Linked DNA regions of Homo sapiens: region 2 is linked to region 1. A link is a contact called in ENCODE Hi-C or POLR2A ChIA-PET data. All regions are on one chromosome and are shown on one strand. Each heading gives the region's core, a stretch centred on a gene start or an enhancer-like site at or near the end of the contact. The rest is flanking DNA. Distances are from core to core; before and after follow the strand shown.

Evidence for each region. Hi-C counts contacts between places; a loop is a spot of excess contacts on that map. ChIA-PET counts read pairs that join two places held with the same protein, here RNA polymerase II (POLR2A). Pooled maps may share reads with other maps.
Region 2: a loop to region 1 is called in a pooled map, with 2.7 times the contacts of the local background. The contact joins two enhancer-like sites. A Hi-C loop is called at or near these places in 1 of 50 pooled maps. POLR2A ChIA-PET finds 5 or more read pairs at or near these places in 8 of 52 experiments (OCI-LY7, PC-9, T-cell and 5 more).

Annotation. Positions count from the first base shown.
Region 1 is chr12:68,563,043-68,568,375 of GRCh38, reverse strand. No RefSeq gene overlaps it. Among named protein-coding and RNA genes, the nearest start is that of RAP1B, 45 kb to the left of the region's middle. Within about 2 kb of position 2,780, at least 2 of the 41 ENCODE cell types and tissues checked have a DNase peak (open chromatin) inside an H3K27ac peak, as active enhancers do.
Region 2 is chr12:68,636,848-68,642,788 of GRCh38, reverse strand. All of the region lies in intron 1 of RAP1B (RAP1B, member of RAS oncogene family), which reads right to left. It also overlaps the pseudogene ATP5PDP4. Among named protein-coding and RNA genes, the nearest start is that of SNORA70G, 12 kb to the right of the region's middle. RefSeq lists an enhancer at 1,504-1,633. Within about 2 kb of position 1,513, at least 4 of the 41 ENCODE cell types and tissues checked have a DNase peak (open chromatin) inside an H3K27ac peak, as active enhancers do.

The DNA of each region.
Region 1 (5,333 bases), core at 1,531-4,030:
ACAGAGCGAGACTCCGTCTCAAAAAAAAAAAAAAAAAAAAAAAAGAAAAAGAAAAAAGAAAGAAAAAGAAAGAAATGCGGAAATCATTTCTTGAATGTGAAGAGGCTTCAGTATTTCACAGCTCAATTGTTAGAATTTACTTTAGCAAGTTAGATTTATCCATTGCACACTTCTACTTGAAATTAAAGGCCTCTCGGCTGGGTGTGGTGGCTCACGCGTGTAATCCCAGCACTTTGGGAGGCCAAGGCGGGCAGATCACGAGGTCAGGAGATCGAGACCATCCTGGCTGACACGGTGAAACCCCATCTCTACTAAAAAAATACAAAAAAATTACCCAGGCGTGGTGGTGGGCGCCTGTAGTCCCAGCTACTCGGGAGGCTGAGGCAGGAGAATTGCATGAACCTGGGAGGCAGAGCTTGCAGTGGGCCGAGATTGCACCACTGCACTCCAGCCTGGGCAACAGAGCGAGACTGTCTCAAAAAAAAAAGAAAAAAGAAAAAAGAAAAAAAAAGAAATTAAAGGCCTCTCACGTGAAGCACAGGATAATTTGGTTTCGACAAACAGTGTTTCTGAGTTATCACAGGGAGGGCCCAGGTTTTGTTGACTGTGAAAATCTTTTGATATTTCAGAAGGCTTCTTATCATAATCCTTTCCTTGTTTTTTTTTTTTTTTTGTTTTGTTTTTTTAATGTTGCTCAGGTTGGTCCTACCTTTCTTTGTACTTGTGGTCACAAGATGACTAAAATATGTTTTGCCCCCACCTTTCTTTAGTTTAATACACTATCTTACTCAAAGTTAGTTGTTTTTTTGTTTTGTTTTGTTTTGTTTTAGGGGGACGGAGTTTCACTCTTTCGCCCAGGCAGGGGTGAAATGGCACAATCTCGGCTCACTGCAACCTCCGCCCCCCAGGTTCAAGCAATTCTCCTGCCTCAGCCTCCTGAGTAGCAGGGATTACAGGAGCGTGCCACCATGCCTGGCTAATTTTTGTATTTTTAGTAGAGACGGGGTTTCACCATGTTGGCCAGGCTGGTCTCAAACTCTTGACCTCAGGTGATCCACCCGCCTCGGCCTCCCAAAGTGCTAAGATTACAGACGTGAGCCACCGTGCCCCGCCTAGGCTTTTAAAAATCAAGATTTCAGGCTGGGCACAGTGGCTCATGCCTGTAATCCCGGCACTTTGGGAGGCCGAGGCGGGTGGATCACTTGAGGTCAGGAGTTCATGACCAGCCTGGCCACCATGGTGAAACCCCATTTCCACTAAAAGTACAAAAATTAGCTGAGCGTCGTGACACATGCCCGGCTACTAGGAAGGCTGAGACAGAAGAATCACTTGAATCTGGGAGATAGAGGCTGCAGTGAGCTGAGATGGCGCCACTACACTCCAGCATGGGTGACAGAGTGAGACTCTGTCTCAAAAAAAAAAAAAAAAAAAATCAAGGTGTCTCTCATTTTCAAGGATAATCAAATTTACCCTTTCATCCTGTGATTTTCTATGTAATAATATGTGTTTATTTCTTTTTAGGTCTGAATGCAGTTATATATACATTCTTTTACTCCTCTTATTAGAGAATCTAATGAACCTTCATTCTATCAAATGTTTCCCATGGTATATTTGTAGTTGGTATGATCATTAAATGCAGAAGAATGCTTCACTGACCAGTACCTCTCTTAAATCATGATTCGACATCATTTTTGTAATTTTACCAATGTTTTTATTTCCCTAAATCCCTAAAGATAGATTGGCTGGGTGCGGTAGCTCATGCCTGTAATCCCGGCACTTTGGGAGGCCAAATCCACTTTTGGCGGATCATGAGGTCAGGAGATTGAGACCATCCTGGCTAACATGGTGAAACCCCGTCTCTACTAAAAATACAACAAAATTAGCTGGGCGTGGTGGCGGGTGCCTGTAGTCCCAGCTACTAGGGAGGCTGAGGCAGGAGAATGCTGTGAACCCGGGAGACGGAGCTTGCAGTGAGCCGAGATCACACCACTGCACTCCAGCCTGGGTGACAGAATGAGACTCTGTCTCAAAAATAAATAAATAAATAAAAATAAAAAATAAGATAAAATAAGATAGATTTCGATTCTCCAAAACATTTCGTTTTCTATACTTATACATCCCAATTTCTGTATTTTCTTTACATTTTGTGCTTTATATAACTATTTGAAACAGTATGATCATAGGATGTCAAATGATGTCACAAGAAGAAAATACATAGAACTAGAGTCTTCTTGCATTTCATCGTGCTATTAACAGTAAACTCATTAACTGTGTTGCTTTTCAAAGTGTTCACAATGTTTGTTCATATTGCTAAGCAGAGAAACTGTTCTTTGGAAGGGAGTACAGATAATTTTCAGAAAGAACCATCATAAAACATGTTTGAGCTAGAAGCAAAAGCAAATAAAAGCTGCAAATGAACCAGTAAAAAAGAAAAAGAAAAGCATTTGCAAAATAAATTCTATGATGCACTTAGAGAAAAGCTGTATGACATTTCCTTCTGCTGTTATAATGATATACTCTTTGGTTGACCAGCTGACCAGCCAGCCCCTAAAGACTTCATATCCTGTTTTTCAATTATAGGACTACAAATCAATGCATCTCCAGTGTTGAGCAATGACATTTTGGGTCATTTAACTAACTCCCTTATGCAGGTTATCCTCCTTTATCAGCACCATAAAAATGAGACTGATGGTAGCATTTATAGTCACTGCAAAGAGTCACCTAATAAGCTGGTGAGTCATGACCTCATTCTTTCCTGTTGCCCAGCATTTCTAGCAAAGTTGAAACATTGAGGAAAAATGAACCACAGATTTTGTAAACAGATAAAGAAATATGGTGATAGGTTAACTCTGACATTAGAGCTAGAATGAGAAATCATCTGGAGCCATAAAAGCCTGCCAAACTTTTTCCTCTTAGAAAATTGCCTCATAGACAGTTTAAACCATCCTTATATGGTATTTTAATAACTTAAGAAAGATGATCCGTTAGGTTATTAAATTAAATCTTTGTGTTGCTACTATTGTAACATTAGATGAATGAATAACATGAATGTGTTTTTATGCTCTGCCATTGATATGGCTGGCATGGGAAAGGCTTCTTCCTTTGTTTTCAGGGCTTAAATTGTTCGATTGGACAGAATGGGAGAAATAACTGCATACTTAATAAATTCTTTCTGATGAGATGATGCTTTCAAAGAAATTCAGACTCAAGATCCCTTTTCTGAGGTTTGAATGATCAAAGGAGAAATCAGTATCTAAATCTATCTTTTTCTTCCTTGTTCTAAAAGAAAGTACATCTTATATCTATATCTATATCTATATATATTTGCTAGTGAATAAGGGAATAAGGTCTTATCGTAGGTAGGAGTAGCTATATTTGCAAATGATGTAAAATTTGGATTTACATGTGCCATCCCCAAATACGGTCATACATAGAGTTTCAGTGATAGGATGCATTCTGTGACTTGAAATGTGCATTTTTATTACTGAATTATATCACCATGAATTAATATTTTAGGATAAATCCTGCAATTATCTTTTGAATATTACATTGTATTGTGTGCATATTACATTGTGTTGTGAGAAAACCTACTGAAAGGGGTCAGATGTAATATTGTAGTGTGTGTGTGAGATCTACTGAAATCTCACCCCTTTCAGTAGATTTTCTCACCAGCTTTCAGTGATGGTGGTGATGGTGATGGGAACAGTTAAAAACATTACTTTGCTGAAGCTAACATTTATGTAATTTGTTGTAATACTATTTAGATATTTCTTCCCTTTTAATAAGATCAGAGGCTAAAAAAAAAAAAAAAGAGAAAAATAAAAAGTAACTCTTTCTTGATACCTGAGAGGCTTTGTAAATAAATACAAAGGAAAAATGTGAGAACTTAAATGATTTTTCCCTAGAAATAATTGTGTTTTTTAGAAGAGTGAAGTAAGATTCAAGGAGAGTCTCACCCAACAATTAGGCCAGAGAAATTGAAACAGAAAGAAAGAAAGAAAGAAAGAGGAAAAAGAGAGAAAGAGAGAAAGAAAGAAAGAAAAGAAAGAAAGAAAAAAGAAAGAAAGAGAAAGAAAGAAAGAAAGACATAAAAAGAAAATTCTTCCTGAGAAGGGCCCAAAATTTGCATTTCTAACAAGTTTCCAGGTAACACTGGTGCTCTTTGCCTGGGAACCACGCTTTGATAACTTAGTATATGTTAGCCCTATAGATCTGGTGAGATGCCACAGCTGACCTAGAGCAGGTTCTGTGGGCAGGGGTGGGTAAGGATATGAGCCTGGGGACACTAACATATGAATTTCAGTATATCAGTGACAAAGGGAAGTTATTCTAATGTCCCTCAGATTATAAAAGGGAAGTTATTCTAATGTCCCTCAGATTTTACCACTAAGTAACTTCACCTGTTATAAAATGGATGTTGCTTTGGGTTCAAATGCTAAAATAAATTATTTGAAGCTGCAATAAATCTAATTGTAGGCAAATAAGAGTGGCTATAGTTACATAGAACTAGGTTGAAAAAAACTTGGTTTCAGGCTGAGCGCCATGATTCACGCCTGTAATCCTAGCACTTTGGGAGGCCGAGGCGGGCGGATCACTTGAGGTCAGGAGTTTGAGACCAGCCTGTCCAACATGGTGAAACCCCCTTCTCTATTAAAAATACAAAAATTAGCTGGGCATGGTGGTGCATGCCTGTAATCCCAGCTACTCGGGAGGCTGAGGTAGGAGAATCACTTGAACCTGGGAGGCGGAGGTTGCAGTGAGCTGAGTTAGCACCACTGCACTCCAGCATGGGCGACAGAGCGAGACTCTGTCTCAAAACAAACAAACAAACAAACAAACAAACACTTGGTTTCAATGCATTGAGGTAGGGAAAAGATTGAAAGAGAATTTGTCACCTTATTGCAAAGATGGGCAAGCTTTGTTTCACTTTATCTTTTTCCATTTGACCTTGAATGATTACAAGAATAGCTACAAAGCCTCTGAAAATTAAAGGTCATCTTACTACAAAGGAATTTTTATGCAGAAGCTTTAATGTTGAACTTAAATTGATCTAGATTACAGACTGCATACTTTTAACTTTCTTGGTGGTTTTATGTAAATTAATTAATTTTGTCCCTCAATTTCTCTTTTGGTTGTAGATATTTTCAATCATGGGTATAGTATGGAGGTTGTTAGTAAAAACTATTGAAAAGTGTTTTACAATACTTTATTATTTCTAAGATATGATGATGAATATCAGTGTGTATATTTATACTGACGAAAATAAAGCATATTTTCTCCTTGGTGTTTTTACACAGATACCTCTTATTAACTAAAGTTAGATTACCTAGGCA
Region 2 (5,941 bases), core at 264-2,763, 76 kb before region 1:
ACTTTAAGAAGTTTAATGCCCTGAAGGTTCCCGTGCCAGAGGATAAATATACTGCGCAGGTGGATGCCGAAGAAAAAGATGTGAAATCTTGTGCTGAGTGGGTGTCTCTCTCAAAGGCCAGGATTGTAGAATATGAGAAACAGATGGAGAAGATGAAGAACTTAATTCCATTTGATCAGATGACCACTGAGGACTTGAACGAAGCTTTCCCAGAAACCAAATTAGACGAGAAAAAGTATCCTTATTGGCCTCACCAACTAATCGAGAATTTATAAAATTGAGTCCAGGAGGAAGTTCTGGCCCTTGTATTACACATTCTGGACATTAAAAATAATAATTATACAGTAGACCAATAGCACCATAATTTTAGGCACAGTAAATTAGCCAATATCTCTCATTGCTAACTCAGTTTCATTTAACTTCTTGTGTTGCCTTTAACAACTTTTTTTTTAATATCATTCTCGCTTGAATTTCCAGTATAAGTGACAAGATTTTCTTCATTTACATGTGCTCTCTTTATGGTATTCCTTATAAACAAGAGCATTTATTTGTAAAAACTGGATGCAGTTTGAAACTATCTGTACAGTTAAGAATTGCTAGTTAACAATAATATGCCTATGTATGAGTTAATCTGCAAATGTAGTACATTTGTATTCATCTTTAGTCTATGAATTAACCAATTATACCAACTAATGAGGGACTCCTGGATCTTCATTTTACTCAACGCGTTAAACAGAAAAGACTGTAGCATATATGCGAAATGAACTTAATGTTATCAACAGTGCAACTATACGATACTTCATCAGCCAAAAGGTGCAATTTCTACATCATGTAGGCACATACACAATTATAAACTTTATGCATGATTCACACTGCCTCTCCAACACAATCTAAGATTACAGATGAAGAAAATCAATTAAATTTCTAAAGAAAGCTATCAAAATACTAAAAATTCCACTACTGTTCAAAGTATTTTCTACACTGTTTTTTTTTTTTACCTTTGATTCAGAGGAACTGTGGAATGCATCGATTTTTTCAAATGCATAAGTATTTCTTCTATTTATCTTTGAATATATTTTTTGGGTAGTTTTTAGTATTAGGTCATTTACATTTAAAGATTCCTAATTTGAGTTCCTTATATAATCACCTAAAATTTGCGTGACTGCAACTAACCTGATTGATGAAAGTAACTGACAGCTTTTACACTTGGCTATTTACTTCTTGCAAAATATCTACTACCTTACTCATTTGTTTAAAAGTAGTTTATTATTACTTCTACAACTTTTTCCATTTACTCTACAGACCGTAGTTTTATTTGCATTGGTTCTTTTTTATCAATTTAAAAAGCTGTTTAATTCTAGTTTCAGAGCAAACCACAGCAAAGACATGGAAAGACAAGAAAACAAAACCTCCTTTGGCATTGTCGAGAGTCCGGTTTCAGTGGCTGCTTCATAACTGTTTGAAATGAAAGTGGAAGAAGGGGGTGGTGGCTCATGCCTATAATGCCAGCACTCTGGCAGACAGAGACAAGCAGACTGCTTTAACTCAGGAGGAGTTCAAGACCAGCCCGGGCAACATGGTGAAACCCCGTCTCTACAAAAAATATGAAAATTAGCCAAGTGTAGTGGCACACACCTGTAGTCCCAGCTACTTGAGAGGCTGAGGTGGGAGCATCACTCGAGCCCAGGAGTCGAGGCTGCAGTGACCCATGTTTGTGCCACTGCACTCCAGCCTGGGTGACAAGTGAGACCCTGTCTCAAAAACAAAACGAAACAAAAAACATATTCTACATTAAGTTCAGTAAATTTATCTAAGATAATTATTTCATTAACCGGAGATTATTAACTAGTATTTTCACAAAACAATAATGAATGCTATAATAATTCTGAGTTAACAGAAAATCCTGAAGACATGAATCAAAGAAAATAAAAACTGGTCTTATGGGGTAGCTTTTTTTTTGTCTAAATGTGTTCACTATATTACACATCAAAATGCAAATAACTGATTTAATTATCCAACATTCTGGATTGCCTATAACATTCTTCCTAAGATTCAACTGTAGATATTACTGATCCAAATTATGAACAAGAATTATTCTAAAAAATCACTGAGGAAACTAAAAAGCGTAACAAAATGACAAATTTATGTATTAAAAAGAAAATTCTTGTTTATTTGATGCTGAGATTTATTGAGGACATACTCCATCAACCCAAGAACTGTGCTGGTCAGAAAAGAAAATCTAAGAAATGACACCTTCCATTAACACTACTATAATACAGCAATCAATATTTGACATCAATAAATATATAATGAGTACCTAATATATGTTAGGCACTATTCTAGGCAGTGGGAATATAAAGCAGTGAAAGAAAGACCCTGTCCTCAGAATTTATAATCTGGAGTAAAGGGTATAGAGGGGGAAACAAAGTCAGTATAAAGTGTCAGCTGTGATAAGCAGTATGGAGAAAAAAAAAAGAGATAAGAATGGATGGTTTTATATGGGGTGGTTATGAAGAACTTCTATTAAGGTGAAATTACTATATAGCTCAGTACACAAAGAGTCCTGTCAATGGATTGATATTAAATTTTGTTTTTAACAAAAGACTACCATTAGGCTTTGTCCTGTTGAGCATTTAAAAAATCATCTTTGGGCCGGGCATGGTGGCTCATGCCTGTAATCCCAGCACTCTGGGAGGCTGAGGTGGGTGGATCACGAGGTCAGGAGATGGAGACCATCCTGACCAACATGGTGAAACCCCATCTCTACTAAAAATACAAAAATTAGCCGGTTGTGGTGGTGCATGCCTGTAATCCCAGCTACTCAGGAGGCTGAGGCAGGAGAATCGCTTGAACCCAGGAGGCAGAGGCTACAGTGAGCTGAGATTGTGCCACTGCACTCCAGCCTAGCACAGAGCAGGACTCAGTCTCCCAAAAAAAAAAAAAAATCTTTGGTGGGGTGACATGCTAATTAGTTTGTGGCTGAAGTTAAATTTGGATTTGGGAGTCAATCCAGCCCCTTCCTCTGCAAAAAGGGGCATAAATGGGATTTCTGGAGAAGTCTAAATGTAGTTGGTCTTATGAGGTGCTGTTTTTCAATATGTACAAAATGCCCTTTGGTGAGTTCCTGTGCCAGCTCTTTAGAGGAGGATATGTACCTCTTTTCCTCAGCTGTGTAGCAAAAACAACACAGATCAGGGCAGCATATCTCAAGATGCAGTTCTTAGGAGGTTAGTGTCAAGGAAATGTCTCTGAAGCATTCTTGCACTAACTCAGCCCACAGTGATCATTCTCCTTCATGACAAGTTATACCAAATACTTTAGGACTTGATTACGTATTACCTTGTACTATTTTCTAAGGAGACAACAAGCTGTAGAAAGTAACATTAACTTTGAATTTAAGAAGCTCTATTTAAAAAGTCGTATATTTTGAGATAAATCACTTAATTCTTGGTTTCCAGATTCCTTGTCTACAAAAAGATGGAATGAGGGAAAGGGGAAATACTGAACACTCAGATGACTTACATCAGCCAGGTAACCATGTAAACGCTTGAAGCAGTTAAGGTCTTATTAGGTAATAACATAGACTGTGGTCAAGTAGGGAGTGAATGCTTTACGGGTAAAGTCATTTGAATTCTAAAAATTATGAATATTGTATAAACCAACAAAATCAATTTGAGAGATAAGAGCTCTGAACCCTGGTCCAGCAGTTTTTGACTTCTCGACTAGATCCCTAAAGTCCCTTTCAATTATAAAATGTTTTGTTATAATAATGTTACATGTACCAGACTTTGAAGAATTAAACATAAATGGAATTTTAAAAGCATCTTAGGTTGGGCGTGGTGACTCATGTCTGTAATCCCAGCACTTTGCGGGGCCGAGGCAGGCAGATCACTTGAAGTGAGGAATTCGACACTAGCTGGCCAACATGGTGAAACCCCGTCTATACTAAAAAATACAAAAATCAGTCGGGTTTGGTGGTGCATGCCTGTAATCCCAGGTGCTCAGGAGGCTGAGGCAGGAGAATCATTTGAACCTGGAAGGCCGAGGCTGCAGTGAGCCAAGATTGCGCCACTGCACTCCAGCTTAGGCATACAGAGTGAGACTCTGTCTCAAAAAACAAAAAAAAGTTAGATTCCTTAATTACTATAAAAAAATAAATTGCACTGGTAATAAAATTTAATATAATCTAAATATTATTTCTCTAACTTCATAATGGTTGTTTGATATTATAGATATTTTGGAGTCATTATCTTTCAAAAACAATACACATTTTAAAAAGGAGTGAAAATAAACGTAAGACAACATCCTTACTCCTAAAGTATGCACAACTGGGAAAATCCATTAAGACTAGTGGGCACTCAACCAGGACAAGATGCAACCACATTTTCCTTTACCTTCTCGCATGCTATTTATGCAAATAAAAGCCATGTAACTAAAAATTAGGGCACGGACATGACATCCTCTCTCAGGAAACACACTTCTCTTCAAATAATACCACAAATAAAGAGACTAACTGTATAAGGGATTATACAAATTGGTTACAGAGATTAAGACTGGGAAGTAAAATATAAAAAGAAGTTAAAAACAAGTGACTACCAAGGAAAAAATCTATATACCAAATATACAAAAAATGTGGACTAGTGAGCCAAGTGTCACCAGACTGTACTATAAAACATTAAAGCCAACAACAGATTACCTTTAAAGACTGCTTTAATCCTATCCAGGATAAAACACAGTTGAACAATGGAATTTTAAAAACTTAAATTTGTATTAATCCAGTTAGCAAAATTTGCATCCCAGGTTACCTTAAAAACTTTGAATCCAAAATTATCTTGAAAAGCAAACAAATTAACTCATTAAAAAAAAGGACCCATATTTAAATAACATAAAGCAATTCTACATTTTAAGAAGATGAAACCAAATAACTGACATTTTAAGAGACTTCCTGAACTGAGTGAGGCTAGTTCATAATTGGTAAATAAAGAAATCCTGGGGCTGGTTTGAGGCCCAAACTCAGTTTTTCCTTATACACTTAAAAGTAAATACTGTATCATCTTTGGAGCTCAGGGTGATAAAACATGAAATCTGGAAATAAGGAGACCAAAACTAGCTACGTAATTTACCAGGGGGGTGGTCATTTATTTCTAGGCTGGCATCTTGTTTTTTTTTTTTTTTTTTTTTTTTTTTTTGAGATGGAGTTTTACTCTTGTCACCCAGGCTGGAGTGCAGTGGTGTGTGATCTCAGCTCACTGCAACCTCAGCCTCCCTGGTTCAACTGATTCTCCTCTCTCAGCCTCCCGAGCAGCTGGGATTACAGGTGCGTGCCACCACACCTGGCTAATTTTATATTTTTAGTAGAGGTGGGGTTTCACCATGATGGCCAGGCTTATCCTAAACTCCTGACCTAAGGTGATCCACCCGCCTGGGCCTCCCAAAGTGCTGGGATTACAGGCGTGAGCCACTGCACTCGGCCTCTAGGCTGGTGTCTTAATCTGTGAAATACGGACAACAATACTGACTGTACCGAGTTGATGGACAGATTAAGAATGTACACTGTTTATTAAAGATTTACATGTTAGTTATTACCATCATCAAGCAGCTGCAGGGTAGTACTTATTTTGGTACCCACTATTTGGTCTATAAATGTTTGCTGAATAAAGACTAATAATTCATTTCCAGCAAATGACAGAAGTATATAGACTTTTAAAAGAAGAGTAGTAAGTTATCTTTTTATAGGTAAATTGCCATTTAAGTTCACATCAATTATTGACAGATGCCATGAATCCCAACTGAAGATGAAATACACAAATCTTGGCATTAAAAAAAGTAGGGACAGGCCGGGTGTGGTGGCTCATGCCTGGAATCTCAGCACATTGGGAGGCTGAGGTGGGTGGATCACCTGAGGTCAGGAGTTCGAGATGAGCCTGGCCAACATGGTGAA